4 separate regions of the Homo sapiens genome follow, and regions 1, 2 and 4 are each linked to region 3. Evidence: chromatin contacts called from ENCODE Hi-C or POLR2A ChIA-PET data. All regions are on one chromosome and are shown on one strand. Each heading gives the region's core, a stretch centred on a gene start or an enhancer-like site at or near the end of the contact. The rest is flanking DNA. Distances are from core to core; before and after follow the strand shown.

Evidence for each region. A loop is a pair of places that touch in the nucleus more often than their neighbours do. ChIA-PET counts read pairs that join two places held with the same protein, here RNA polymerase II (POLR2A). Pooled maps may share reads with other maps.
Region 1: a pooled map shows a loop between it and region 3 (7-fold over the local background). The contact joins the enhancer-like site here to the promoter of MARF1 in region 3. A Hi-C loop is called at or near these places in 1 of 37 single-sample maps with no recorded cell type and 2 of 50 pooled maps. POLR2A ChIA-PET finds 5 or more read pairs at or near these places in 1 of 52 experiments (activated B cell).
Region 2: a pooled map shows a loop between it and region 3 (3-fold over the local background). The contact joins the enhancer-like site here to the promoter of MARF1 in region 3. A Hi-C loop is called at or near these places in 2 of 50 pooled maps. POLR2A ChIA-PET finds 5 or more read pairs at or near these places in 2 of 52 experiments (GM12878 and OCI-LY7).
Region 4: a loop to region 3 is called in a pooled map, with 5 times the contacts of the local background. The contact joins the enhancer-like site here to the promoter of MARF1 in region 3. A Hi-C loop is called at or near these places in 1 of 37 single-sample maps with no recorded cell type and 2 of 50 pooled maps. POLR2A ChIA-PET finds 5 or more read pairs at or near these places in 1 of 52 experiments (activated CD8-positive, alpha-beta memory T cell).

The regions. Positions count from the first base shown.
Region 1 is chr16:17,067,357-17,073,334 of GRCh38, reverse strand. No RefSeq gene overlaps it. Among named protein-coding and RNA genes, the nearest start is that of XYLT1, 400 kb to the left of the region's middle. RefSeq lists an enhancer at 1,930-2,249. Within about 2 kb of position 2,299, at least 10 of the 41 ENCODE cell types and tissues checked have a DNase peak (open chromatin) inside an H3K27ac peak, as active enhancers do.
Region 2 is chr16:14,601,739-14,607,976 of GRCh38, reverse strand. It overlaps PARN (poly(A)-specific ribonuclease), which reads left to right. Exons shown (of 24, transcript NM_002582.4): 10 at 1,451-1,493; 11 at 3,751-3,831. It also overlaps the pseudogene RN7SL274P. Among named protein-coding and RNA genes, the nearest start is that of PARN, 25 kb to the left of the region's middle. Within about 2 kb of position 1,821, at least 3 of the 41 ENCODE cell types and tissues checked have a DNase peak (open chromatin) inside an H3K27ac peak, as active enhancers do; they include GM12878 and OCI-LY7, where a contact is called at or near this core.
Region 3 is chr16:15,639,346-15,645,159 of GRCh38, reverse strand. MARF1 (meiosis regulator and mRNA stability factor 1) reads left to right here and starts at 2,006. Exons shown (of 27, transcript NM_014647.4): 1 at 2,006-2,142. MIR484 (microRNA 484) reads right to left here and starts at 1,866; the gene lies at 1,788-1,866. It also overlaps a transcript of NDE1 not described here.
Region 4 is chr16:14,499,792-14,505,864 of GRCh38, reverse strand. The region is part of intron 21 of PARN (poly(A)-specific ribonuclease); the gene reads left to right. Among named protein-coding and RNA genes, the nearest start is that of LINC03107, 74 kb to the right of the region's middle. RefSeq lists enhancers at 3,999-4,293, 4,019-4,313. Within about 2 kb of position 3,269, at least 32 of the 41 ENCODE cell types and tissues checked have a DNase peak (open chromatin) inside an H3K27ac peak, as active enhancers do.

The DNA.
Region 1 (5,978 bases), core at 1,050-3,549, 1.4 Mb before region 3:
CGAAATTGTCTCCAACTCCCAACCAGAATATGACTGGAGCCCCACATCTCTCCGAGGTTCCCTAGAGGGACAGGAAGAGGGGACCTGTGTCTTTCCTCATCACATGTGGCTCCAACTTCCTGGTTTCACTAACACTGTTGGAATGGGGGCTGGGGACTGGAAGAGATTTACTGGAAACTTTAATCAAGGCCTGTTGCCCAAGGAGTAGCCAAAGAAGAGGGTGTACGTGTAGTTTATTTCCTGTAACTTTCTTTTCCTACAACTCAACTGTAGTTTGGGGCAAGGTTTTCAATGGGATAGGTTGAGAGTTAACCCTATGACCTAGAGTTGTTGGTGGCAAGTTCTGAAAGTCTTGGTGTTTAACAAGTTCCTCAGGTGATTTTGATGCACAGACATCTTCTGTGAAATATTCAGAATGGTTTTGGCATGTGTTAGAATTTCTTGCGGGCTTCTCAATGTCTAGCACAGGGCTTTAGGGTTCCCAGTAAGTTATTTTGAGATGGGATGTTTTGTTCACTGATGTAGCCCCAGTGCAGTGCCTGGGACATAGTATGTGCTCAATAATAATTATTATTTTGCTTCAATCGAATGACTGTCCTCTTTGAAGAACTTTATAAAGAGATCACTCATTATTTAAACACAGACAAAGGTAAAGAGAAGCTTGGTTCACAGAGATCATGAAGTTGATGATGATGATGATAGACAGTTACTGAACTAGAATGATTCTGGGGCCCCAATTCTTTACCTCTCTTTGTGTTCACACCCTTACTATAAAAATTTGCAATTACTTCAACAAAAGGGAGGGTATGCTTTCCCAATTCTTGACTTTGGGCTCAACTTCGTGACTTGCTTTGGCCAATGGGATATTAGCAGATATGACATGGGATAGATTTGAAATGCACTTATGTGGTTGGGCATACCCTCTAGTGACTAACATCATCACCGTGAGAAGCACTTTCCCTTCAGCCTGAGTCCCAGAATAATCACAGAGTCATCCTATCCTGCAGCAAAGTAGATGCTTATTCACTGCATGCCACTAAGATTGTGTGGGTGTTTGTTATGCAGCACTGACCAACTCATGATGGTGATGGCAGTGACTTTAATAAATATATCCACCTCCATTTTTACAGAGTAAGTTTTAGTAACACAGAGGAGACACAAACTACAAGGGTCCTGGGTTGTGAGGTCTGACTTGGCTTAAATCCAGGCTCTACAACTTACTGTGAGATTAGGACTCGTCATCCCAATGTCCTCATCTCTAAAATAAGAATAGTGTTTATCTTACAATGTAGTGATGAAGAATACATGAGACGATGCCTATTGGGTGCCTGATGCAGAGTAAGCACTCAACAAAACCAGAAGGCAGGGAGGGAGGGAGGGAAAAAAGGAAGGAGGGAGGGAAGGGGGGGAAAAGCAAAGGGGGAGGGAGGTAAAAAAGGAAGAAGGGAGGGAGGAAGAAAGGGAGGGCCAACAAGAGAAAAGGGGAGGGGAGGGGAGTGGAGGGGAGGGGAAGAGAGGGGAGGAAAGGGGAGGGGAAGGGAGGGGAGGAAAGGGGAGGGGAAGGGAGGGGAGGGGAAGGGGAGGGGATGGGAGGAAAGGGGAGGGGAGGGGATGGGAGGAGAGGGGATGGGAGGAGAGGGGAGGGGAGGTGATGGGAGGAGAGGGGAGGGGAGGGGAGGGGACGGGAGGGGAGGAGCGGGGAGGGGAGGAGCGGGGAGGAGAGGGGAGGGGAGGAACGTGGAGGGGAGGAGCGGGGAGGAGCGTGGAGGGGAGGAGCGGGGAGAGGAGAGGAGAGGAGAGGAGAGGGGAGAGGAGAGGGGAGAGGAGAGGAGAGAGGAGAGGGGAGGGGAGGGAAGGGCAGAGGAGGGGAAAGAGGGGAGAAAAGAAAACATTTTTATGCAAACAGAAAGTTCACCTGCAATTGAGGGCAAAAGTTCACAGCTCACACTTCACCTCCTCTCAGCTCTGTTCACCCAGCCTAGACTCTAAGAAGAATGCCATGCCTTTCTCCCTGCGCCTCCCGAGGCACCCAGCATTTCCAGGAGTCCCACGCCAGGTGTTTCATGCTTTCACAAGGCTCTCTTCCTTTAAAACCTGTTGCCACAGGAATAGAGCTTCCGTACTCACAGTACTGGCAAAAGACCGGCAGAAAGAATAAAGAGGGGAGAAATCCACCCTCCTGTATTCTCGCTGGGAAATTACCCTTAGCCTTTGATATATTAAAATTGAAGAGCTGTAAATGCCGGTTGCCATGGCGACGTTTTGCATGCCATCCTGCGATTGGTGGCGTAAGTTCACTTTCCTTGGGGTGTTGCAGCCTAATTAGCTGTTATTTTTGTCAGTGTGGAGGAACAGCCCACACTTGCGGTTTTTGGCGGTGATTGCAGCCCCTGCAGACTCAGTTAATTTTCACAGACTACAAAGAGAGAAATGACTGGGCCCCAGTCAAATTTATAGTCTCGGAAAAGTTGCCAATGTTTAACTAAGAGTCAGAGAAAATGTTAGAGTACTCCTCAACTACTCTGGCAATTTCGGGGTCTCTAGCAATCGCAAAACTTATTGGGGTTGGATTGGGGATAAAATAAGCAGTAGGGCCCGGCACAGTGGCTCACGCCTGTAATCCCAGCATTTTGGGAGGCTGAGGTGGGCGGATCACAAGGTCAGGAGTTCGAGATCAGCCTGACCAACATGATGAAACCCTGTCTCTACTAAAAATACAAAGATTAGCCAGGCATGGTGGTGAGCGCCTGTAGTCCCAGCTATTCAGGAGGCTGAGGCAAGAGAATCACTTGAACCCGGGAGGCGGAGGCTGCAGTGAGCTGAGATCACACCACTGCGCTCCAGCCTGGGCAATAGAATGAGACTCTGTACCAAAACAAATAAATAAAATAAAATAAGCAGTAGTTAACCCAACCCCAGACTCAGTCCTTTGTTCCTGGTTCCAGCTACCTCTGCCTCTCCCGCCAGACATGCGAGCACTTGTGAGTCTGTCCTCGCTGGAATGTTTAGCGTTGCACCGCCATCTCCTAGATGTGGGTACTACACACTAACAGTATTCAAGCAAGGCTAGCAGGGACATGTGAACGCCATTTATTTGATCCACTTCTCTATCTCCACACCCAAAGATGACATAATTATGCCAGCCCACTTGGTAGATCCAGCCAATTCCCTAAAGACCTCCAGGAAAGGAATTCCATGTTGCCACAAGCCTGAAAACCAGAAAGCTGTCTTGCTGCAATTCAAACCAATTTGTTTGCAATTTTGATTATTAAATGGTCTGAAGTTAACTTTGTATTATAATATGAATTGTTCAACTCAAATTCTTTCTCAATTTTTTTTTAAACTATCTACCATGTGTTTTTGAGAACTGAAGGATTCCTTCTCTCTAGGAAAGAGAGAAGCAGATTTTGCTTTGCTAATAATTTGGGTTTCATTTTTATGACTAAGCTAAGCCCTTCCTGAGGGACTGGTAGTGGGGAGAAATTGACGTGTGTGTGTGCGTGTGTGTGTGTTGAGGGCTCAAGAACATAAAGGATATGGAAGAAACTTGAGGTTAATTTAAAAAGAGGGGAAAAGTAGAAAAAACACTGGATAAAGGCCCTAGATGCCTTGAACCTAATCCCAAAAAGCTGTCTTCAGAGGTATAATGGGCACTGTAAAATCCCTCTTTATCACTCTGCTTCTCTGTGTACCCTTCTTTTGTTTGAAGCGTTTACCCACGTTGTGGCAGAAGCTTAAAACTTTCTTTCCTAGAAGCTTTTGCAGAGAGGGCAGAGGCGTGTGGCCTAGGGTCCACCATTCAGTCATATCTGTGTGAGACTTTTCCTCTAGTTCCCACACAGAATCTATCCCAGAGAGAGGAGCAGTAGGAATGTCCAGCTTCCAGAGATAACAAAGGCAGAGATCCCTGCAATAGCATCCCATACCCAGTGCTGGTTCCCAGAATGCAGTTCCTGGCCCAAGATATCAGTAGTGGGAATTCCACCAGCACAGGGCTTCAGCGATGTCCCTGAATCCACGGCCTCTAAGCCAGGTTTCTCTGGAGATTCTCTGAGTGTCTGCAACAAATATCCTTTAGTAAGAATCTATATGTGTGTGTGTGTGTGTGTGTGTACAAGCATACATGTGTGTGTGTATGAGAGAGAATAGAGAGATTACCAGTGGTTATGGTTTTAAGTAGATGAAACCAGCCCAAGGAGTTCCCTAGAAAGAGAATACACATCAGTTCCCTCATGACCCAGGGTTCCAGCTCTTATCCAAGAGACCACGTTTGGGATTATTTTTGACTTCATAACCAACCAAGTGTTATTCTGCCACCATGACTCAAACTAACAGTTAAACTGAATTTGATGAAGGCTTGCTTCTTGGGGATAAGGATTTTCTGGCATTCCTGGAACTTGAGTTTAGCCTTGAGTTGGGTTCAATTATATGCTCCTTGTCCCAGACTTGATGACTTGACTGATTGGACCCAAGGCTCTCCCAGCACCCTGCATGTCTGTCTGTGTCTATCAGCTCTTGCATAAGGCAGATTCTGTTGATGTGTATGGTGCAAGAGGGATGGAATAATGCACTTGATGGGAATGCCCCGCCATCATACTTTGCCCATTGTGAGTAACTTGAGCGTAGACAACTTTCAGCTTCAGAGGAGAGCTGCTCATGTGTGTCAGCCACACACAGGCACAGAGACAGAACACACCCTTCTGCTGTCTTCCAACTGAGATCTAAGATGCAGCAGATGACTTGGCAGAAATGGAACTTGGGTCTTCTTTTTTCTTTTTTTTTTTTTTTTTTTTGAGATGGAGTTTCGCTCTTGTTGCCCTGGCTGGAGTACAATGGCACAATCTCGCTCACTGCAACCTCTGCCTCCCAGGTTCAAGCGATTCTCTTGCCTCAGCCTCTTGAGTAGCTGGGGTTACAGGTGCCCACCACCACTATGCCCAGCTAATTTTTGTATTTTTAGTACAGATGGGGTTTCACCATGTTGGCCAGGCTGGTCTCGAACTCCTGAGCTCAGGTGATCCACCTGCCTCAACCTCGCGAAGTGCTGGGATTACAGGCATGAGCCACCGTACCCGGCCTGGGACTTGGGTCTTCTTAAAGCATCAGTAACACTGGACAAGGTCATAGCCGATAGTGGTAATAGGCTCTGTGGTAGCCCAAAGGGAAGCTGTAAGCAACTCATTTCCTCATTAAACTAGCAAGTGATTACTGTTGCTGCCAGCTAAGAACACTAACTGATGCAGAAGGGCTTAGCTGCCTATTTTTGTAAATAAAGTTTTATTGAAACACATGCTCATTCATTTGCATTGTGTGTATAGCTGCTTTTGCATGACAACGAAAGAGTAGTTGCTCCAGGAGCCTAAAATATTCACTTTCAGGCTCTGTATTAGTCCATTTTGCATTGCTATAAAGGAATACCTGAGGCTGGGCAATTTATAAAGAAAAGAGGTGTATTCAGCTCATGGTTCTGCAGGCTGTACAAGAAGCCTGGCACCAGCCTCTGCTTCTGGTGAGGCCTCAGGAAGCTTTTACCATGCAGGAAGGCAAAGAGGGAACAGGCAAGTCATACGGTGAGACAGAGAGCAAGAGAGGGAGAGGAGGGGTGCCATGCTCTTTTTAACAATCAGATCTTTCATGAACTAATAGAGTTAGAACTCACTCAATGCAGGGACTACACCACGCCATTCATGAGGGACCCCTATGACCAAAACACCTCCCACTAGGTCCCACCTACAACACTGGGGATCGCATTTCAAAACGAGGAGACAAATATCCAAACTACAACAGGCTCTTTACAGAGAAAGTTTGTTGACCCCTGGTCTAGGGCATTGCCACTCAAAGTGTGGTCCCAAGCATAGCAACGGCAGCATGTAGAAGCTTATCAGAAGCGCAATGGGTCACACTCCATCCCAGATGTACTGAATCAGAATCTCTTTGGGGAGTAGGGGGTGAGAAGTGTGTGCATTAACAAGCTCTCT
Region 2 (6,238 bases), core at 572-3,071, 1.0 Mb after region 3:
CTCAGATGAATGCTTTTGGTAAAGCAAGAGTTCTTAACTTAGGGTGAGACTATGGATGGGTTTCAGGAGGTCTGTGAATCCCCTGAAATAACATCCAGACTTTTGTGTGTGTATTTTTCCAAGGATGTTTCCCTTGGTTTCCTTGTGTTTGCAGGTGGGTCTTCAACTCAGAAATTGAACATTGACATAGACAGGTGGACATTTCCATTTGACTTTGGGGACCTTGTTCTTCTGTTGGAATCTACCAGTGACATGTATACTGGGAATATACTTTGAACACAACAGGAAAGGGCTGTTTAGTTTGCCCACACTCCTTTCCTGTCATGTCGTCCTTGCAGCCTACTCCACCTGCATTCCAGATCCCTCTCCTCCTTGGCTGATGCAAGCTGTTAATACCATGCAAAACTACAGCAGAGCTGGCCATCTAAAACCTCCTCTTTATATGCCCTGTGCAATCTAAAAAGACTCAGGCCGGGCGCGGTGGCTCACTCCTGTAATCCTGGTACTTTGGGAGGCCGAGGTGGGCAGATCACCTGAGGTCAGGAGTTCAAGACCAGCCTGGCCAACATGGTGAAACCCCGTCTCTACTACAAATACAAAATTTAGCCGGACATGGTGGCACATGCCTGTAATCCCAGCTACTTGGGAGGCAAAGGCAGGAGCATCTCTTGAACCCTGGAGGCAGAGGTGCAGTGAGCCAAGATTGCGGCTTGGCACTCCAGCCTGAGTGGCAGAGTGAGACTCCATCTCAAAAAAATAAATAAATAAATAAAATAAAAAGACTTTCACAATTTCAGTTAGGAAACATTTTTATATTTGGAAGCAAGATTTGACTCTGTGGTAATGAGTTGACTGTATTTTGAGATGTAGGACATTTTAGAAAGTGCCTAAGTCCTGGTCAGGCGCAGTGGCTCACACCTGTAATCCCAATACTTTGGGAGGCCCAGGCGGGAGGATCACGAGGTCAGGACATCGAGACCATCCTGGCTAACACGGTGAAACCCCGTTTCTACTAAAAATACAAAAAATTAGCTGGGTGTGGTGGCAGGTGCCTATAGTCCCAGCTACTTGGGAAGCTGAGGCAGGAGAATGGCGTGAACCAGGGAGGTGGAGCTTGCAGTGAGCCGAGATCGCGCCACTGCCCTCCAGCCTGGGCGACAGAGAGAGACTCTTGTCTCAAAAAAAAAAAAAAAAATAGAAAATACCTAAGTCCTAAAAAAAATTAATTTGAAGTCAAATCCACGTTTATGTGTTTAAGAGCAAGGGTAAGGAAACATTTAGCAGCTGAAACGTTATAAAATAAATGTGCTGTAAAGTCTCCATTGTAGTGATAATTATTTTGTAGTTAATAAAACTTACTTAATTAGTAGCTGGATAGTTGCTTATAAAATACTTTGGGATTTAGCTGTCATTGACTCATCTACTGATACTATGTTTTTCTTTTCTTTAGGTATCCGAAAGGCATTCATGTTGAGACTTTAGAAACTGAAAAGGTAACCCCAAGAATTATCTAGGGCTAACATTAAACACATCCATTGTTACACTGTTAGGGGTTTCTTTTTTTTTTCTTTTTTTTTTTCCCTCAGGGTCTTTCTCTGATTACCCAGGCTGGAGTGCAGTGGTTAGTCACGGCTCACTGCAGCCTTGACTTCCTGGGCTCAGGTGATCCTCCTACATCAGCCTCCCAAGCTGGGACTACAGGCTCGTGCCACCATGCTTGGCTAATTTTTTATATTTTTAGTAGAGACAGGGTTTCGCCCTGTTGCCCAGGCTAGTCTTGAACTCCTGGGCTCAAACAATTTGCCCGCCTCGGCCTCGCAGAGTGCTGGATTACAGGCCTGAGCTACCATGCTCAATCCTTAGTGTGCTGAAAGTCAGAATTTGTATCTTGTCTGTGCTTGTTATGAGCTAGGTAACCTAGGGTAAGTCATTTGATCTCTTTAAGCCTAATTTTCTTCTGTACATTGGGACTGAGCATGATAACGGTGATCTATACTTTCTCATAGCCTTTTTATGGTGATACCGTGGGTAAGTGGAAGTGATGCCTTGTAAACTTGAAAGTATACAAATATTAGTTTGTATTCTTACTATGGCAGAAAGCTATAATGGTACATGTGAAGAAATGGCTTCATGTTGCGTGGGCAGACAAAATTAAATTTTAGAATTTGGGTCGTAAGCACAGCTATTGTCCTGAGTACACAGGGTACACTGATAGAATTGTGATGGGAAGTGGGTGGCTAGTGGTGGGTTCCTTCTGCAGTTTTTCAATTTTATAATTTGTTGTTGCTGTTAAGTCAGGTATAAAATTAGAGATTAAATAAAGTAGAAAAATAATCTTGGTAGATAATTTATCTTTAGTGGACACAAAATATATGAGAAAGAAAGTACTAGTTATCTGACACTTTGGCAGAAAATCCAGAGTTTTTTCTTATGGTAATACAACATATATATGTAAGTTTTGTTAATGTTAATACAACATATACATTTTACTTTAAAACTCTTCAGAAGTCAATGTTCAAATGCAATATAACTTTTTTAGTATTTGTCATAGGAAATGTCTTATTCTCACAGTCTGTTGATATTTTTAACTGATGTCTGTTGGGTTGAATTAGTAAACCGTAGGAAAATGTCATGGAAACACAGAGACAAAATTTGGTTTGTAATGCATTAGCTCAACTTATGTTGGCATTTCAAAGTATTTTCTGTTGTATTTGGCTCATGAAAGACTACAGTGGCTGGGCATGGTGGCTCAGGCCTGTAATCCCAGCACTTTGGGAGGCTGAGATGAGCAGGTCATTTGAGCCCAGGAGTTTGAGACCAGCCTGGACAACATGGTGAAACTCCGTCTCTACTAAAAATATAAAAAGAAATTAGCCAGGCATAGTGGTACATGCCTGTAGTCCCAGCTACTCAGGAGGCTGAGGTGAGAGGATCATCTGAACCCAGAAATTTGAGGCTGCAGTGAGCTGTGATCATGCCACTGCACTCCAGCCTGAGCAATGGGAGTGATAACCTGTCACACATACAAAAAAAGTGTGCGGTTACAAAAATTACAACTTCTGGCTGGGTGTGGTGGCTCATGCCTGTAATCCCAGCACTTTGGGATGCCAAGGTGGGCAGATCACTTGAGGTCAGGAGTTTGAGACCAGCCTGGGCAACATGGTGAAACCCTGTCTCTACTACAAATACAAAAATTAGCTGGGCGTATTGGTGCGCACCTGTAATCTTGGCTACTCTGGAGGCTGAGGCAGGAGAATCACTTGAATCTGGGAGGCAGAGTTTGCAGTGAGCTGAGGTTGTGCCACTGCACTCCAGCTTGGGTGACAGAGTGAGACTGTCTCAAAAAAAAAATTCTAATGGCAGCAGAAATCTGAATTTTTTGGATTAAGTTGTCTCTAGAAAATTGTATATATCTGTGGCCAGGACCGTGGCTCACACCTGTAATCCCAGCACTTTGGGAGACTGAGGCGGGTGGATCACCTGAGGTGGGGAGTTTGAGACCAGCCTGACCAACATGGAGAAACTCCGTCTCTACTAAAAATACAAAAATTAGCCGGGTGTGGTGGCACAAGCCTGTAATCCCAGCTACTCGGGAGGCTAAGGTAAGATAATCGCTTGAACCCAGGAGGCGGAGTTTGCAGTGAGCTGAGATCATGCAATTGCACTCCAGCCTGAGCAACAAGAGCGAAACTCTGTCTCAAAAAAAAAGAAAAAGAAAAGAAAATTGTATATCTGCTTTATGTCTTTTAGAAGGAGCGATATATAGTTATCAGCAAAGTAGATGAAGAAGAACGCAAAAGAAGAGAGCAGCAGAAACATGCCAAAGAACAGGTAATTGGGCTATGTTAATTCTTGGGGGGTGAGAAATGGCAACATAAATATTGATTTATTCCTGTCTATTTCAGATCATATGTTGGATTCAATTTAATGAATAGTTTTCTTTCATAGAACAATGGAATTGGCAGAAAAACCTGGACTAGAATAAGGGGAAGTTAGATTTAAGCATGAGACGTAGCTAGCAAAGTGAGTCTGACGTCACTGATGACCAGTGTCTACTTAAACCAGTCCTGAAGAAAGTACTCTTGATTCTCATTTAGCTTGTGTCACTGAGTGTCACTATCCTTTAATACTGCAACGTCTAACTTCATGTATAGTTACTAGTTTTCCTTAAACCAAGTTCAGAGCACATGATCTGACAGATGAGGATGACATGCTTAGGTTGTACTGTTGGAACATCACCCTGCTTGCTGTGTGAAGAATGGTTTCGAGTGAGTAAGACTGGAGGCAGGAGACTAGTTAAGCTGTGGAGTAACCTAGCTAGGAGATGTTGGTGACCTGGCGTAGGATAGTGAGTAGCAGTGTAGATGGAATCTGGAGATACTTGGAAGGTAGAATCCATGGAATTTATGACTGAATGTGGGTGGTGGAGGAGGAAGGGGGAAGGAGGAAGATGCTCATGCCAGACATTTGCACAACGGGGTAGACTGCACTCCATTCACTTGGAGGGGTTGGCTGGAGTGACATCGGTTGGGGGAAAAGGTGGAGGAGAGAGGAGTGGGTTTGCATGTGGATGAATGTCATGCTCATATGTACATTAGGCAGGGTCACTCCTAATTGACTTAACCACAATGACCCACTTTGGGAGACAGCATATTACCTACACAGGGAAAGATTAGCAAGAGGTGCTGCCTGTGGTCCCTGTCCCACATACTAAAAAGGACAACGCAGAAACAAAAGGTGCCAGTTAGAGGCCAGGTGTGATGGCTCATGACTGTAATCGCAGCACTACTTTAGGAGGCTGAGGTGGGAGGATCACTTTGAGCTCAGTAGTTTGAGACCAGTCTGAGCAACATAGCGAAACCCCATCTCTACAAAAAATACAAAAAAAATTATCCAGGTGTGGTGACGTGCGCCTGTAGTCCTAGCTACTTGGGAGGCTGATGCTGGAGAATTGCTTGACCCCGGGAGGTGGAGGTTGCAGTTGCAGTGAGTTGAGATTATGCCACTGTACTCTAGCTTGGGTGACAGAGTGAGACCTTGTCTTAAAAAAAAAAGATACGAGATGATTGCAGCATGTGTTTTGTGATGTGGCTTCACTGAGGATGAGTTCTAGGCTGCAGCTCAGGGCTTTGATACTCTGCAGCTCTCTTCTGAGAGGGCGAGGCAGAGAGCCCCACACCTCCTCAGAACCCAGGAGGCAATGAGGAACTGTTTCATGACAGCCTCCCAGGAGTGACAGGGAAGGGGGTGGGAGCTGGCCTCATAGCAGCTCCTTAGAAGCCTCTGCCTCCCACCCTTCCCTCCTGATGTGTTGTGCCAAGACGCAGATGAGTCTGTGGCCAAGACGCAGATTAGCCTTTACCTGCATGGCCCGTTTTGATACATGCAAGGCCACCAGGGCACCATGGCATCCCCTAGAGTGGAAAAAGATGTTCCCCCAGAGTGGAAAAAGATGTTCCATTCTGGTTTTGACCTGATGAGGTTTCGAGTGTTTTTAGGACATGCAAGGGTGGATGTCCTCTTAGCAGGTTTGTCAGTGTTGAGCACAGGAGAGGGGTGAGGGCTAGGCATGATTGTCATTGGCAGAGAGACTGGGACTGGATCAGAGCAACTGCAGAGTACGTGAGGAATGAGAAGAGGACCTGGGGCTGAATCCTGAGGATCAACAGCATTTAAATGATAGGCAGAAGTCGACAAAATGTACCGGGAGATTATTGTGGTACACAGCCAAGGGAGGAGAGAAAAAGGGGCAGTCAGCAATGTCAGCTCCCATGTAGGGGTTAGTATTGAGACATGGCTGTTGGATTCAGCCCTGGCAGTAGTTTTTTAAACTATAATTAAAGCAATTTTTCCCTATCTCTACTAAAAGTGCAAAAAAATTAGCCGGGCGCAGTGGCATGTGCCTGCATTCCCAGCTACTCGGGAGGCTGAGGCAGGAGAATCGCTTGAACCCGGGAGGCGGAGGTTGCAGTGAGCCGAGATCACGCCACTGCACTCCAGCCTGGACAACAGAGTGAGACTCTGTCTCAAAAACAAAAAACAAAACCAAAAAAGCAATTTTTGTTTTTGTTTGAAATGGAGCCTTGCTTGCAGTGACATGATCTCGGCTCACTGCAACCTCCGCCTCCCGGGTTCAAGCGATTCTCCTGCCTCAGCCTCCCGAGTAGCTGGGATTACAGGTGCATGCCACTGCGTCCGGCTAATTTTTGTATTTTTAGTAGAGACGGGGTTTCGCCAT
Region 3 (5,814 bases), core at 757-3,256:
TCACTTGAGGCTAGGAGTTCGAGACCAGCCTGGCCAACATGGCAATATCCCGTCTCTACTAAAAACACAAAAATTAGCCAGGCATGGTGGTGGGCGCCTGTAATCCTAGCTACTCAGGAGGCTGAGGCATGAGAATCGGTTGAACCCGGGAGGTGGAGGCTGCAGTGAGCCAAGATCCTGCCACTGCACTCCAGCCTGGGCAATGAAGCAAGACTTTGTCTCAAAAAAAAAAAAAAAAAAAGTAAAAAGGAAATGTGTCTGCATTCTTTGATGTTTTCTGGCTAAAAACTATTTTTTAAAAAAAGCAATTAGAAACCTACAATTACCTTGTTTCTTAAGATTTTTAGTTAATATGGCTTGTGTTGAAACATACTCAACTGAAATAAAATGGGGAAAAAACACCTCTGAAGAGTAGCGTATTTGTTTGGTACTTTGAAAAAAGCCAAAACGCTAGAAACGGGTTTTTCATCTATTCTAATCTCCACTTGGAAAATACTACCTATACACAGACATAATGAAGATTTTTTTCTTTTTCTTTCTTTTCTAAATAGTGATAGGGTTTCACCGTTTCCCAGTCTAGTCTCAAATTTGTAGGCTCAAGAGATCCTCCCTCCGTAGCCTCTCAAAGTATTGGGAATACAGGCCTGAGCCACTGCGCCCAGCCCACAGTCAAGATTTAGTCAGCAGTAATAAATACCTACGCAGGGAGAGGATGTGTGCTTGTCATCTGCCTTCTGGAAAATTAAATACAGGCACAAAGGATTCTTCAGCTACATGTCTGATCCTGCCCTCCACAATACCCGTCTACAGGGATGTTTACAGGGATGTGTTAATCCCCACGTAATGGGGATTGCCTATTGAAATAACCTCCCAGTAAGGATTTTTTTGGGCAAAATATTCTCGTTTGGCAATTTCGACTTACTGATTCTTTTGCAAAGTCAACTTGTTTCTGGGCAAACTTTAAAAATAAACTCCTAAGGTAGCATTTAGCTAGCAGCTAGCACATCCTAAATCGTGTCTAGATTTAACTTACACAATATGTGCTTTGCTTTTTTCCTAATTTGCAACAGAAAATAGTAATCAGCTGGTAGTTTCAGAAATCACCCTTTTGCTGAGTCTTAAATTTTTTTTTATTCCAGGGAAACGTGAAGATTGTGGGGCGCTATTTTTTTTTTTAAAGCAAACCACACAGCATATCTGGCCACCTAAAACACAAAGTGTTTGAAACTAACCGTAAGATTTCCTTTCTGCTCGCCCAACCTGTCACTGGAAACGCAGTATTCATTTGTAACCAGCTTTGGAGCAGGGCTTTTAAAAATAACGTTTTCTTGCTAAAGTCCCCAAAAATCTCTTGATTCTTGGTGGCAATGTCCAGTTGAGTCTTTGCACACACTGTATTTTTGCCAACTGGGTCGCAACTTTGCGAGAACTCCGGGGGACCTCGTAGGAAGCCAGGTTGGCAGTTATTTTTTTCTCCACTTGCCACTAGGTTGCACTAGATTTAGGATGCTGGGGAATATGCGCCATTTAATTTTTAAAAATAAAGTAGGACCATCACGTGACGAGACCCGAGAGAGGAAAAAAAAAAAGCCGAAGGGACAGGGTTTTTCATTGAAATCCCGTTCAAATCGCCTTCCCTCCAAAGCCTGAAAGAGCTGAATTCTATTAAATCCTGGTTGGCAGGTTTTTTCCTCGGGTCCACGTCACGAGCTCATTCTCCGCTTCAAGGTTCCTTTCGACTCCACAACGTGAAGCCAGGGGGAAGGCCTCCTTAAACTGGGGGTTTTCGCCAAAAAAGCCAGGGTCACCCCCCGGGAAAGTCCCTATTTAGGGGTTTATCGGGAGGGGACTGAGCCTGACGAGGCTGCAGGGCCGCGAGGCCCCGCCCCCCCCGGGGTTCCCAGCATGCCCCGCGCGGACAGGACGCGGCGGCGGAGGCGGGGCGAGGAAGGGGCGGGGCGAAGAGGAGAGAAGGGCGTCGGTTTTGCGACAGGGGCGGTGCGGTGCGGAAGCGGAAGTGAAGGGTGCGCTTGGCGGCGGCGGCGGGAGCTGCGGAGTCGGGAATCAAAACAAAGGGCCTGGGGGGGGCGGGGGGAAGGCGGCGGGGCCGGAATGTGAGCGGAGGTGGAGCCGGCGGCAGAGGTGAGTTTGCAGACAGTCCTGCGACCAGACCCCGGCAGGCTCTGCTCCGAGGCCAGCGGGGCGGGACGGAGGACAGTGTCCCCTCTTTCCCCGCCTATTGCTGGTGGGATGGTGGTGGAGAGGGGAGGTTAGCTAACTGGGACGCGCCAGTTGGGCCCCCCACGAAAGAGTTGGCTTGTCTCCCTTTCGGGTCCATTCACTACTGTCACTGTTGGCGCCGCTGTTCCCCTTCGAGGGCATTTGGCTCCCCGCCCGCCCCTGTCTGACCCCTGGTGGGGCCCTCCAGGAGTGAAGTGCACAGCTGGAAGGTTAAGAGAGAAGGAAAGGGGCGGGTGTTTTTGCAACACACTCCCCCCTCCCCGGCCGTTTTGCATTCTCCTCGGCCTTTTAGCAACACATAGGGTGTAGTCTCAGGGTTGACAATGTCTAGGGCTTCAGCCACTCTCACTAGTAGTTGTAACGCGACCTCGTGATACACCTTTTAGAGTTTCTCAAGCACCTTTCCGGTATTACCAAGAGCTGTCCAATTGCATTTGTGTCTTTTGGACTTCTCTGAGCGGTAAATATTCTTCTCTTTTGCATATCGGTGTATTGAAACCTAAACTGTTTTCCTATTTATTAAGCTTTATTCGTTCAACAGTTATTTATTAAAATATGCCAGGCATTGTACTAAGGACAGGAGTTGGAATAGTGGATAAGAAAACATAGTCTCTGCTGTCATGGAGTTTATAGCCTAATGGGGGAGAAAGATAATAAAATAAGCTAAAAAGGCCGTTTTGGACAGAAGAGCTATGGGGGAGAAAACGGTAATGGGATGGGGTGGTGTGGGGTCAAAGACTAGATTGGGTGCTAAGGAAACAACATTTGCTAAATGTTCCCCGTGGATTACCTCATGTAATCCAAACAACGGCCTTGTAAGGTGGTTTCTATTATTATCACACCCATTTTAGAGATGGGATCTGAGGTTCAGAGAGGTTGTGAGTTGTCCAAAGCTGCACCGCAGTCAAATTGGAGACCAAAATGCAGACAGTCGACAGAGCCTATGCTCTCCTCATTGAATTGGTCAAAAGACTTGAAGAGAGTGACAGAAAGGAGACTGTCGCTCAAGTCAAACAGAACCTGCTTTTGGCTACCTAAGTTGCTTCGTGGATGGTATTTGGGAAGTTTTCAGGGTGCAGGCACCTGAAAGTTTTTACTTTTAATCGCTTGTATTGAGCAGTATTGAAGGCACCTTGATGTAGTGGAAAGGGGTGAACAAGCCTAATCTTGTGTCAGGCTCGCTACAAAACTTCATTAAGTTTCTTTTTCTCTCTCTGCAAAAATGTAGCTAATTTCTCCCCTGTCTATTTCACAGGATTATTGCAAAAATTATATAAGAGGATCCCACCGTCTGGGTTTTTTTCATCATTATATTCCTTGTGCCAAGCACAGGCCTGCTGCATAGTAGATACTAAGTAAATATTTGCTGAATGAAGACATAAGTAATGTTAAGTGAAAATACTTTATAAACTAGATTATACTGTGAATGTTAGCTCACTTTCAGGATTTGGCTTTGAAGAAGTTTGAGAGAATGTTTAAGTTATGAACACTGTGAATATCACAGATTCTTACGATTTTGAGAGGAGTTTTTTGGGGGACATAAAACCTGTATCTAATAGGAAAGACAAGAATCGTAATTTACTATCAGTGGTAGCAGTTAAATCCATCTCCAAATTAACCACTCCCAATAGTGTGTAGTAGGTAATGTTTACTTTGTATTTACAGAGTAGGGAGCATTTTGGTTGGCACAAGAGATACAGTGGTGAAAATAGACAGTGGGGTTCATTTATCTAATTTTTTTTTTCTCTGTAATGCAGTGGCGGGGAGAAATTAGCCACATTTTGCATAGGAGGAAACAGAAACTTGAAAACAAAAATTTTTTTAGAGATGGAATCTCACTCTGTTGCCCACGCTGAAGGGCCAGTGGCACAATATAGTTCACTGTAGCCTCAAATTCTTGGGCTCAAGAGATCCTCCTACCTCAGTCTCTCTAGTAGCTGGGACTAGGCGCATGCTGCCACACTATGCTAATTTTTTGAACTTTATTTTATTTTAGAGCTGTGATCTTGCTATATTGCCCAGGCTGACAAAAGAGCCACGTAGTAAATATAGGCTTTGTGGGCCATACAGTCTCTTTGCAGAGACTCTCTTTGCAACTCTGCAATTGGAATGCAAAAGCAGTCATAGGCAGTATTTAAGTGAATGAGTGTGTCTGTGTCCCAATTAAACTTTATTTATGGACACTGACATTTTAATTTCATGTAATTTTGTTTGTTGGTTTTTGAGACAGGGTCTCACTCCGTCGCCCAGGCTGCAGTGCAGTGGTGCAATCACAGCTCACTGCAGCCTTGACTACGCAGTCTTAGGTGATTCTTCCACCATAGCCTCCTGAGTAGATGGGGCTACAGGCATGCACCACCACGCTCAGCTAATTTTTTGTAGCCATGGGGTTTTGCCATGTTGCCCAGGCTGGTTGGGAACTCCTGGGCTCAAGCAATCCACCCACCTTGGCCTCCCAAAGTGCTGGGATTGCAGGCCTGAGCCACGGTGCCTCGCTTGCATTTATTGTTAAGACCTGTAAGAGTGTTGTTGCTCTGGCGTAGATATAACACATCTGCGACTTGAGATTTTTCTATCAGTTAGATTTTTGGTGGTATATCAGATTGCACTTTCATCATTAGTAAACTAAGAAATTGGTTCAATTTGTTCTGTAGCAAATCAAATTCAAAGTCCACAGAGGCCACTTAGTTTGGACTTTTCATGCTCAGATCAAGAAACCAGTGCAAGAAGTTGCTCTTAAGTCAATTTTAAAATCTTACATATAGTTGTCAATGAGGATGTGGTGGTGGCTCTTTTACTCAGATTAGATGCTCTCTTCTGTTAACTTTTGACTTTCCTGAGCAGCATCTTTAGGGAGAGAGAGCCGAAAAGAATTCAGAAAAACTGTAGAAAAAATTGATTCCAGCCAAGTGAGGAGGTGAAGTCTCACTCTGGAATATGCAAGTTTCCAAGATATGGCTACCTCTCTCAAACATGGTTACATGTGGAAAGGAAACAAGACTCATGGAGAGTTCATTTTTTATTTGAAGAGCTATGAAACATGAAGAATGGCAGATTATAGATTTTTTAAGAAATCAGGTTGTTGCAGTTAGATTTTAAGCATAAACAGTCAACCAAGTTTACCAAATTTTATTAACCCGTAATATGCTCTGATATTTTGTGTTTTTTTCTTTCTTTATTTTATTATTATTATTTTGTTTGTTAAGATTTGAATTGTTGGCCGGGCGCAGTGGCTAATGCCTGTAATCCCAGCACTTTGGGAGGCCGAGGAGGGTGGATCACTTGAGGTCAGGAGTTCAAGACCAGCCTGGCCAACTTGGTGAAACCCCATCTCTACTAAAAATATAAAAATTAGCCAGGCATAGTGACAGGCTCCTGTAGTCCCAGCTACTCTGGAGGCTGAGGCAGAAAAATCGCTTGAACCCGGGAGACGGAGGTTGCAGTGAGCTGAGATCGTACCACTGCATGCCAGCCTGGGCGACAGAGCGAGACTTCCTCTTGAAACAAAGATTTGAATTGTTGAGAGCCATAGGACTGTAAATATAGCTGTGGTTTCACATTTTAGTATGTTGT
Region 4 (6,073 bases), core at 2,020-4,519, 1.1 Mb after region 3:
GATTGCTTTTAAAATTTTGTGACCTCTTTGTGCAAGGATGTCATTCAAATTTTAGTTCACATGTTGCCAAAGCTGACACTAGAATTATTTTCAGAAGTTTAATTGGTTGATATTATTTTGTGAATTGTGTGCTTTTCTTGCTGATTTATAAGTACACCTACATCATGATTATTATTTATTACATTTAATGAACCATTGGTTATTAGGTACAAGACATGGTTCTGAAATCCTTATAATTGTATGAACCACAGGTATCTTCCCCCTCCCCTCATTTTATAGGAGAAAATGATGCTTAGATTAATCCTGAGTTTTGTATTTTGCAAATACTTGTCCCAATTTGTTGTACAGTTTTGTGTGTGTATGTGTGTGTGTGTGTGTGTGTGTTTTAAGAGACGAGATCTTGCTTTGTTACCCAGTATTCACAGGTGTGATTATAGCACCCTCCAGCTTCAGCCTTTAACTCCTGGGCTCGAGGTCCTCCCACCTCAGCCTCTGGAGGAGCTGGGACTACAGGCGTGCGCCACTGTGCCCAGCTATTCTTAATCTAGCCTATGTTGCCGAACCAAAGCTTTACATTTTCCATAGTATATCTGTCAGTTTATTCTTTTATAGTTTCTGGCTTTAGTGTCCTATTCAGAAGCATTAACATTTAATTTATTAGGAATGAGGTTTGTTCACTTGCCTTTCAGTAAGTAAGATTGCCAGATTTCACTTAAAATAGCTGTGTGCCAAATATTGTATGATATACTAAACAGTGATATGTAATTTATCTGAAATTTGGCATCTTGCATTGTTATGTGGTAACTTTATCAGTAAGACTTTCCCTGACCACTTAATTTAAAATCACAACCCACATCTCAGTACTGCCTGCTTTTTGTTTTCTCCATAGCACTGCACGTACACTGTATATTTTACTTTTTTGTTTAGTGTCTATATCTCACCACTAGAATGTAAGATCCATGAAGTCAGGCTTTTTATTTTAACTTTTAAATGGAGGCTTAACATACATATAGGAAAATACCCATATGAAACTGTACTGCTTAACGAATTGTCTTAGGAGGGCAAAGATTTTTTTATTCTAAGTTTTTCTCAATGCTTAAAATAGGTGATCAGCAAATATTTGTTGATTGAGTCAATGGTATAACCTATGAGAGAGGCATTCATGTTACTTTTTCCCAAATAGCTAGCCAGAGAATTTATTGATTATATTTTGTTTGGTTATTATTGCTTTGAAAGCGTATTTTTTCTCCCCTCTCCCTACTTTCTCCCTCACGTAATTTTTATTTATTTTATTTATTTATTTTTTGAGACGGAGTCTTGCTCTGTCACCCAGGCTGGAGTGCAATGGCGCAATCTCTGCTCACTGCAACCTCCGCCTCCTGGGTTCAAGCTATTTTCCTGCCTCAGCCTCCCGAGTAGCTGGGATTACAGGCTCATGCCACCATGCCCGGATAATTTTTTGTATTTTTATTAGAGACAGGGTTTCACCATGTTGGCCAGGCTGATCTCCAACTCCTGACCTCGTGATTCACCCACCTCGGTCGCCAAAAGTGCTGGGATTACAGGTGTGAGCCACCGTGCCGGCCTCCCTCAACCTCACATAATTTTTAATGAATATGAATAGCATAATTATTTAACTATTCTCCTACTATTAAACATTTGTTTGTGTTTTGAAGACATTTTTAATTTAAAAATTTACGTATCCTTGTGCATTAAAAATTAGTCCTCATTTCAGATTGTTTTCATAGGATGATTTCCTAAAAGAGGAATTACTAGGTCAAAGGATATGATCCTCTCTAAGCCCCTTCTCGTTTAGACAGAACACTCACTGACAGTCAGTAGACCTCTCTGCTGAAGAAGGCACACACAAGGACTGTTGATATCATGCCCTTGGTTCACTGCTTCTAAGAACAATTTACCACCATCTGCTAGCAGAGTAGGTGGTCATTACTTTGTATCTTCCTTGACATCAGCTCCTTGCAGCATTGTATGATTGAAACATCTTGAATTTGTATTCCAGTTCTCCTTATACCAGCTGCAAGACTATGGACAAGCCATTCAACAGGGTCTTCAGTTTTCTGTATAAAGTGAGGGTAACAGAGCCTACAGCATTGGCAGCGTGTACTACCTGTGATATAATCTCAGGAAATGATAGCTACCACCCTGAGGCAGGTGACCGTGCTTCTCAAAACCTGCCCAGTCAGTGGTCCAGACCATTTTGGTAGATGCACGGGTGACCACTTCACCTTGGCTAAGAAATACTTGTAGGGCAAATGAGGGCCAGAACCTGAATTTATAGGACAGGATTCCCACCTTTCTGTTGTGTCCACAGGTAGGTAGGGAAAAGAGCAGTATCATAATCCCTTTCAAACAGGAAATTTATTTGAACACCTTCTCAGCTTAGGCTGCCCTCATCTTTCCTTGCATGACATATTCATGATACGTGCGTTTCTATCACCTTTGCTAAAAGAAATAGATACTGCATTACGCTTTTCTCATATGAGTCAGCTCTTTTCAGAATTGCTTCTAACCACAGAGAACTCCTTACAGCTCTCTGAGTGTTGTTTGTGCACCTAGAATACAAATTGACATGTATAAACTACCCTCATGTGGACATTACATTCACCTCCTTGCTGCCAAGAAGAGAAGGTGGAAGTCTCTTTTCCTTTCTGGTGTTCTCATTCCCCAGAAAGGAGAATCCATTCAGCTAGTATCAGTGCCTCTGTGGGGGGAGGTTCTTCTCAAACAACACCAAAGCAGCGTGGATAGGAGCACTCAGGGGCGCAGCGGGGTGAGGGGGGCAGAAGGTGAAATATCTCTACCGTCTTATGTTTTATTTAAACCATTCTCACAATTTAAAAAAATGCTATTCTGCAATATGTCCATTTTACTTTAATATTAATTTGTTTTAAATTGCCAGATTAATTATTTAATTTTTCCTCCCTGATCTCTGGTAAAATCCATGCCCTAAGAAGTTAAGCCGTGGTTCTTCAGTGGCTTGTAGTAATTGCAAGCCCAGGGCTGTTCGGAAGCAGAGAGAAGTAGCTGTATTAGCTGTTCTCTCCTGAAGAAATATCACTGGAGGTATAGAATAGCTAAAACACCTTCCTTGTCTTCAGAGAACTAGCTTGGGTACATGTGACCAGAGGACAGGCACAGAGGCTTAGATCGTATATTTGCTAGGTACCAAGTAGAGTTACATCATAACATTTTGAAACTTGTGTGAATTCAAATGTACTTGATGTGGCTAATTATTTTTTAGGGTGTGAGACTGGTTTTGCTTGTCACTTCACTCAGCAAAAGTATTTATCCTTATCCCAGTGAGTTGGAGATGAAATGGGAGATGTAGATTCTGCCCCTTCCTTGTGAATATCAACTTTCACACTCTTCTTGTAGCAAGCTTCCTGCTGGTTATAAACCATGTGTGTTCACACATGTGTGTACATGTGTGTTTAATAACATGGTGCTCACATGCAAGCCATCGTCTTCCTCTGATGTCCTAGAGGAGAAACAGTAGTGTGTTCTGACCCTGGAGGAAAAACCAGCTGTGTTGGCTTCACTGAGAGACGCATGTTCTCCAGTGTGAAGAAAGAAGTTTCAAGGGTAATTTTAACTAAAGGCAAAGTTCAGCTTTAGCGTCCCCACCCCTTGCCCCATGCGTGAATACTCTGTTGTGACTCCAGTCTTAGATGCTTTCCCTGAAGCCAACTGTGGAAAGCATCTCAGTTCAAAGATAAGAAAACAGTTGCCCAGAGAGGCATGTGGCCTTCCAGTAGTAGAGCTGTCTACCCCAGAGTGTACACACTCATTCCATTGTGCCTTCTGCTCATATGATGTTTGTTAACTCTTTTAAATCCTGAACCAGTCAAAACCACATTTTTTAAAAATAATCTAAACAGCATTTAGCTAAGGCCTCTAGAGAGCTGAGTGCAAGGTGTGCCTGTGCTCTTTCCAGAAACGGCAGTGATTTATGCCTGCACTCTGGCTTGAGTTGTGACAGAACAGGCTCCAATGGGTGTGTGTTTAGTGCCTTGTCTGTGATTTTCAGGATACATTCAGGTAGCTGCTTCCTAATGCATTCCCCAAAGAGTGTGCTTGTGGGCAGAGCATGTGCTGGGGAGGAGGGCCAGCTGTGAGCGGGGGAACAGATGACTCAGCATTCCAGCGGGCTGCCTGCCCAGGAACTCTCACCATGATGGCTTTAATAACATGGTGGCACATTGCCTGGTAACCTGAGGGTTGGTGGGGTTTGTTTCTACCTACTTTACCGAAAAGCCCTCTATCAGCTGTTGGCCAACCACATCAGGGTGGGGTAAGATATAAACTTGGCTCTGCAAGCTGACTTTCTTTTCTATTTTTCATGCCTCTGCCTACATTTTAACATTCATTCTCTTTTTCTTTCTGTTTTTTTTTTTTTTTTTTTTTTTTTGGACAGTCTTGCTTTGTCCCAGGCTGGAGTGCAGTGGCGCAATCAAGTGATCCTCCCACCTCAGCGTCCCAAGTAGCTGGGACTATAGGCGCACACCACCACTCCAGACTAATTATTATTATTATTATTATTATTATTATTGTTTTTTTGTTTGTTTTTTGTTTTTTTTTGTAAAGATGGGGTTTTACTGTTTTGCCCAGGCTGGTCTCTAACTCCTGGGCAGGCTCAAATAATCCAAAAGTGTTAAGATACAGACGTGAGCCACTGCACCCAACCTGCTCGCTTTTCTCTTCTCATTTATATACTATGTAAAGGTGGAAGCTGGATAGTTGACTTCCATATCATGTCCTCAAGGGAATTAGTTACTGAACAGATGGTCTTTTTTATATTAGTTAAAATTATTTTGTTTGCAATTCAGACCTCTGGACTATTTCCCTGGGTGCCTCATAGCAGAAGAATCTGTAGCCATGGACCTCCTTGCCACAGATTTGATTTTGGTGGAACAGATCTGGATGTATGTAGCCTTAGAAGCAAGCTAGGCTTTTTCTTTTCTGTTGGTAAAGGCCTCTAACTGCTGCCCTAAGCTGACATAGGGCACAGGGTACTATCTGTGAGCTCACTGGAAAAATGGGGTTTGTGGAGCTTTATAGCTGGGTTCCATGAAAGCTGCTTTCAGGTACTTTTTTTTTCCTCCATCAAAATCTTAGCATATGCAAAGGCAGTAGAAGCAAATTTATTCATTGGACATGCTTTAAAATGAGACTTTACTTATGTTAGAGGTATTAGATGTAGCACTTTAGAATTAGAATCTAAAGGGTGGTAATATTTTTTTCTAGGGAAAGAAATGTAGAGAGTACTTTATAAAATCCACAAGTGTAGGCAGGCTTGGTGGCACGTGCCTATAGCCCTGGCTGCTCGGGAGGGTTGCTTGAGTCCAGGAGTTTGAGGCTCCAGTGAGCTATGGTCACACCTGTGAATAGCCACTGCACTCCAGCCTGGGTAACATAGTGAGACCCTGTCTTAAAAAAACAAAACAAAACAAAAAAAGTAAAAGATAAAGTTTACAGAAACCATTCTAGCCTGGGCACAGCAGCTCATGCCTGTAATCCCAGCACTTTGGGAGGCTGAGGCAGGAGAATTCCTTAAGCCCAGGAGTTCAAGACCAGCCCTGGCAATGTAGCAAGATCCCACCTCTACAAAAAAAATTTTTAAATTACCCGGACATGGTGGCAAGCTCCTGTAGTCCCAGTTCCTTGAGAGGCTGAGGTGGGAGGATTGCTTGAGCCTGGGAAGTTGAGGCTGCAGTGAACCGTGGTTGTGCTACTACACTCCAGCCTGAGTGACAGAGTGAGACTGTCTCAAAAAACAAAGAATGAAAAAAAGCATTCTGTGTTCTTCTCTCTGTATACCTGACTTTCAGAAGTTGTTTTTCAGTTTCCTAATTTGTGTTGAGTATTTTGACATTGTAGGAAACTCTCAGGTCATTGAGAATTTTAAAATACAATGTTATAAAATATTCAAAAATACTTTGGCATGTGATAATATCACACTTGCCATTGTATTAATATTGTTTTTATTTAAAACATTTTTTGGAGACAGGGTTCCCTTTGTTTCCCAGGCTGGACTTGAACTCCTGGGCTCAAG